2 separate regions of the Homo sapiens genome follow, and region 1 is linked to region 2. A link is an interaction called in ENCODE POLR2A ChIA-PET data of the cell type or tissue named here. Cell type or tissue: HepG2. All regions are shown on one strand. Links, peaks and the distances in the headings refer to the core of each region. The heading gives the core; the rest is flanking DNA. Region 1 overlaps LOC124905091 (a long non-coding RNA gene). Region 2 overlaps UPB1 (beta-ureidopropionase 1).

Region 1 (2,913 bases), core at 105-2,604, 73 kb before region 2:
TCAAGTCTGTTCAAATTTTTTCCCCATGTCTTATTATTGAGCTTTGCAAATTCTTTATTTTTTGAGACAGAGTTTTGCTCTTGTTGCCCAGGCTGGAGTGCAATGGCACGATCTCGGCTCACCGCAACCTCCGCCTCCTGGGTTCAAGCGATTCTCCTGCCTCAGCCTTCCTGAGTAGCTGGGGTTACAGGTATGTGCCACCACACTGGGCTAATTTTGTATTTTTACTAGAAACGGGGTTTCTCCATGTTGCTGGTCTCGAGCTCCTGACCTCAGGTGATCTGGCCTCGGCCTCCCAAAGTGCTGGGATTACAGGCGTGAGCCACGGTGCCTGGCCACAAATTCTTTATATATTCTGGATACACATTTTTTATTAGACTTAGCTTTGCCAAAATTTCGTGGTTAGTCTTTTAACAGTGTCATTGGAAAGCAGTTTTTTATTTTGGTGGTCTAATATATTAGTTTGGTCTTTCATGGATAGTACTTTTGGTATTATATCTGAATTTTTGCTTAACCCAAGGTTTAGGGTTACATTTCTTCTAGAAGTTTTATAGTTTTAAGTGGATGATCCATTTGGAATTAATTTTTTTGTATGGCATGAGGTATAGACCCAAGTTTTGAGGGATTTTTCCATACAGATATCCAATTGTTCTGGCACCATTTGTTGAAAATGCTATCCTTTCTCCAGTGCATTACCTTTGTGGCTTTGAAAAAACTCATTTTGTATACATGTGTGGATTTGTTTTCAGACTCTGTTCCTTTGATCTATTTGCTTAACTTGATGAAATACCATGCTGTTTTGATGAGTACAGCTCTATAGTAATTCTTGAAATCAGGGAGTCTTCTTTTAAAATCTGCTCAGCTTTTGAAATACACAGTTATAACTTTTAATGTCCTTCTTTGCTAATTCTAACATCTGTGTAGTTTTGGATCTCTTAATCTCATTATGTGCTGTGCTTTCCTGCATCTTTGCATGCCTAGCAATCTCTGACTGGAGCCAGACAGTGAATTTTACTGTGTGGGGTACTGGACATTTTTATATTCCTATAAATCTTTTTGAGTCTTATTCTTGGATATATTTAATTGGTCCGGAAAAACAGTTTCATGTTTTAATGTGTTGTTTTTATGACTTGTTATTCAGGTCCAGCGCTCAGTCTTGGGCTAATTATTCCTCATTTACCAGGCAAGGCCTTCCTGGATATTTGTATTAATCATGCCTTTTGTTTTCTGTTTTATGATGCTTTGGTATCTTGGGCCTTGCTAATCCTGAAGGATGCTCCTCCCAGGGTTAGCTAATTCCTAGAGATAGTAAACAACTTGCTGGCAGCGTGTCTTTCATGTACAAACCAAACAATCCAAAGTCCACACCCAAAACTGCCTCCTTTATCTAACTCTCATACACTAAGCCAGTATTTCCTTTACCCTCAATCACCTCAGGGCAAGGTACTTTACAGAGACCACTTATAACCCAGTTGAAAATTATTCAGACTATCCAATCCTAAACTTGCTCAAACTTGCCTACTCTGCCTCACTCATTCCTTCATGAGAAAACTACAATGAAGGCTCTGGGTCTTGCTCTGCCATTGCTCCTTCTGCCTCCTGACTCAGGCTGGTGTCTCCCCATATGGCCCACGTAACGTGGTTTGCCCCCTTCTTTGAGAACTGTAATACATTCTTTCAAGGCAGCTGTCTCTGGGTCTTACCATACCTGATTAAAACAAAATCAGATATGGTACATCTTAAAACAACACTGTACTCCATATCCTGTGAATTTCTTGTCTGACTGATAGGAAAATGTTTAGTCTCAGCCTAGCATGACGCCAAGCACTGTTCCAATTCTTTATGGGTCTTCCCCAGCCTGTTAACTTCCTCACATCGGTGTGCTCATCAGTATTCTGCTGAATGTTCAAAAGCAACCCGCTGCAGATCTCTTGGGTTCTCTGTGTGGCTTTCTTCTCTTGACATTCTGTCCTATAGTCCTAGCTGCCTTGGTGGCTTCTCTGAACTCTTAGCTCTCGTTTCTCAATGCAGGCAGGCTGGTAGGTCAGCTTCAGTCCCCTTCCCTGTGCCACAGCTTGGAGACTCTTGTAAGCAGTGAGCTGGGGCAATTGTACAACTCCCCTTATTTATTTCTCGTTTCTCAGGGATTAGTCTCCTTCAATGTCTGATGTCTTGAAAACCATTGTTTCATATTATTTTGTGTGTGTTTTTTCAGACACAATGATAAATCAATTACTTTCATCTTGGCTAGTGGCAGAAAAACTCCTGTATGCTTTGATTGTTTTTTAAGGTTATGGTTCTACCAGTGTAGAAGCTGGGATAGTATCAGTGAATCAAGTGAGTCCACATCCACCCTTGTACAGATAACCAACCAGAGGCTGGGAGAGGTGGTCACGGTGGCACTCAGAACCAGAATTCATGTTTTTGGTTTTTCTTTTTCTTTTTGAGATGGAGTCTTGCTCTGTCACCCAGGCTGGAGTGCAGTGGCACAATCTCGGCTCACTGTAAGCTCCGCCTCCTGGGTTAAAGCAATTCTCTGCCTCAGCCTCCTGAGTAGCTGGGATTACAGGCACCCGCCCCAACACCTGGCTAATTTTTGTATTTTTAGTAGAGATGGGGTTTCACCATCTTGGCCAGGCTGGTCTCGAACTCCTGACCTCGTGATCCACCTGCCTCGGCCTCCCAAAGTGCTGGGATTACAGGCGTGAGCCACCGTGTCCTGCTCAGAATTCATGTTAAATACTGGTCTAATTACCTTTATGACATCATCCTTTAGTCTATATCTTCTTTAAATCTGAGTTATTCTTTTTTTTTTCTTTTTGAGACAGAGTCCCGCTCTGTTGCCCAGGCTGGTGTGCAGTGGTGCGATCTCAGCTCAATGCAACCTCCACCTCCTGGGTTCAAGCGATTCTC
Region 2 (2,913 bases), core at 183-2,682:
ATAGGCAGATCGTCTCCAACATCCCTAAGCTGGTGTCACCCCCTTTATTTCACAGAGAAGGAAGAGAAGCCTCAGCCTCTCAATTCCTTCCGGTCCCAGGAAGCCTGGTCCTAAGAGAGTACCACAGTAAATATCCCGCCAATGGCACCACCACCATCTTGCCAAGCAGGCGGCAGGCACTGCCAGCAACAGTCCTGGGGGCCTTGGTAGCAGGCTCAAGGCTCCCCAGGCTCGCCTTCTGTGAAGAGAGATGAATTATTTTAAGGAAGCCAACAGAAAAGCTGTTGAAAACACAAATGCTCCTTAATGACCATTAATTCTCAGCTTTCAGAGCATTAGGAGTGAGTCAAGTGCCCCCAGAGAATAAGCAGCTTCTTTTCCTGTTTACACAACCACTCTAATGTAAACACACTTTCAAAAGAAGGATGTGGAAGTGAGGTTGGGTGAGGCTGGCTGCAAAGTCCCAACTACAGTTCTTCAACTAGAGGGGACGAGGTTCCACATGCACTGACCTAACACCTGGCCCTCAGGAACTGCCAGCCTAGAGGGAAGGAGATGAATTAGAACCTGGTGCGGCCACACAACCTGGCAATACAGAGTGGTCAGGGGGAGTCCTGGGGGAGTCCCCAGGGCCCCACAAAGGAGGGGTACCTGTGCTAGACTTTGATAAATGAGGGGGAGTTCCAGATCCAAGAAAGGGGAGATGTTAGTTCAACTATCCAGCCAATACTAATTTGTAGTGCCTGTCATGCACTAGGGATTATTCTTGCCACTAAAGATGAAACAGGGGTGGGTGGAGAGTTGGGAAAAACAAACACAGATACTATCCTCATGGAGCTCATAGTCTAATGAAGAGTGAGAGTACAAAGGTAACAAAAATAGGAAAACGACATGAACTTCTGGGACACAGACACGTGTTCTTTCCTGAAACCCCATTAACATGACAGGAAAGCAATGTTCATGCAAAGGCATATACCCAACAAGGATGGTGCACTGAGGCACGGAAACACGGGAAGCTGGAAGGCGGAAAGATGCAGGCAAATCTCTCAGCAGATCAGAGAAAACTGAGTCCCGCTAGCAGTAGAGAAGATCTCCTGCTTATCCAAAGCTCAGGACCCAGGGGCACCAGGTACCTCTGAAGGTGGGGAAGCAGGGAAGTATGATAAACAAGGACTGGTCAAAGGTCTATTTAAGAAGCAGTTAGGGGCCGGGCGCAGTGGCTCATGCCTGTAATCCCAGCACTTTGGGAGGCCGAGGTGGGCGGATCACCTGAGGTCAGGAATTCGAGACCAGCCTGGCCAACATGGTGAAGCCTGGTCTCTACTAAAAATACAAAAATTAGCTGGGTGTGGTGGTACAGGCCTGTAATTCCAGCTACTCAGGAGGCTGAGGCAGGAGAATTTTTTGAACCCAGGAGGCAGAGGTTGCAGTGAGCTGAGAATGCGCCACTGCATGCCAGCCTGGGTGACAGAACAAGATTCCGTCTGAAAAAAAAAAAAAAAAATGCAGTTAGGGCCAGGCACGGTGGCTCACGCCTGTAATCCCAGAACTTTGGGAGGCTGAGGTGGGTGGATCACCTGAGGTCAGGAGTTCGAGACCAGCCTGGCCAACATGGCAAAACCCCATCTCTACTAAAAATACAGAAATCAGGCAGGCATGGTGGCACGGGCCTGTAGTCCCAGCTACTCAGGAGGCTGAGGCAGAAAAATCGCTTGAATCCAGGAGGCAGAGGTTGCAGTGAGCTGAGATCGCGCCACTGCCCTCCAGCCTGGGTGACAGACCAAGACTCCACCTCAAAAAAAAATAAAAATAAAAATAAAAAAAGAAGCAGTTAGAAATCCAGGTCCTTTCTCCACACCAAGAGGCTGGGACCTGCCCCATCTACCCCAGAAGAAGGCCAGAGGCTCATCCTCCAGAGATGGTTCAGCAGAGGCTCTCTGGCTTTGGAGCAGGGCAGATGAAAGCAAGTGAAGTGTCAAAACAGAGGGATTGAGTAAACATCAGCATGCTGAACCTTTGTTCTCCTTCCCTTCTTGGCACAAGGGCAGAAAAATCTCTGGGGACTCTGACCAGCCTGAAAAGAATGACCCAGAGATACTAACACTGGGATTACCTGGGAATTACCACTAAATCAGATCACCCTATAATGGAGCTCAGTGGGTGAGCCCCTACTACAAACTCAGAGCTCACAGATTTTTAATCCCCAATTCTTAAAATATGAGCAATCAAACAAAGCGTCCAACTTGGAATAAGGACTCTTGGAATAAGAGAGAAAACAAAATTTACTTAATATTAGTATCCTTAGAGGTAAGAGAAGATATCGCAACCATGATGCAAGAACAGGATGTAATACAACAGGGACTTTCAGACCAAAAGAACACTAGTAAATTCAAAATTTGACAGCAGAAATGAAAGGTTGAATAGGAGGGCTGACTGACAAATCAGATCAAATCCACCAGAAAATTGAGCAAAAAGACAAAGTGGTGACTGGGCCCTGTGGCTCACGCCTATAGTTGCAGCATTTTGGGAGTCCAAGGTGGGAGAATTGCTTGGGCCCAGGAATTTGAGACCTGCCTGGGCAACACAGATCTCATCTTTACAAAAAAAAAAAAAAAAAAAAATTCAAGAAAATTAGCCAGGTGTGGTGGTATGCATCTATGGTCCCAGCTACTCAGGAGGCTGGGGCGGGAGGATTGCTTGATCCTGGGAGGTCAAGGCTGCAGTGAGCTGTGATTGTGCCACTGCACTACAGCCTCAGTGACAGAGTAAGACCACGTATCAAAAAAAAAAAAAAAAAAAAAAGGAGGAAATACATAACAAAATTAGGGAACTAGTCCAGGGTTCCAACATCCTAATAGTAGGACTGTCTAGAAAGAGAAAAAAAGAGGGGAAAATAATGAATGAAATAATGCA

The links. ChIA-PET counts read pairs that join two places held together with the same protein. Peaks named below come from ENCODE experiments on the same cell type or tissue, not always from the same donor. Only the 100,000 strongest peaks of a DNase experiment are listed, where the experiment ranks them.
Region 1: POLR2A ChIA-PET joins it to region 2 with 11 read pairs; 4 of 35 experiments call an interaction of 5 or more read pairs at or near these places.

The regions. Positions count from the first base shown.
Region 1 is chr22:24,577,481-24,580,393 of GRCh38, reverse strand. LOC124905091 (a long non-coding RNA gene) reads left to right here. Exons shown (of 2, transcript XR_007068024.1): 1 at 1-190. Among named protein-coding and RNA genes, the nearest start is that of LRRC75B, 14 kb to the left of the region's middle. In HepG2, for the core only: no CTCF peak of the experiment used is centred there; DNase peaks (open chromatin) are centred at 740 and 1,343; H3K4me3 peaks cover 437 bases.
Region 2 is chr22:24,504,613-24,507,525 of GRCh38, reverse strand. All of the region lies in intron 3 of UPB1 (beta-ureidopropionase 1), which reads right to left. Among named protein-coding and RNA genes, the nearest start is that of UPB1, 11 kb to the right of the region's middle. RefSeq lists enhancers at 151-200, 621-710, 925-1,461, 1,462-2,000. In HepG2, for the core only: no CTCF peak of the experiment used is centred there; DNase peaks (open chromatin) are centred at 435, 815, 1,145 and 2,005; H3K4me3 peaks cover 533 bases.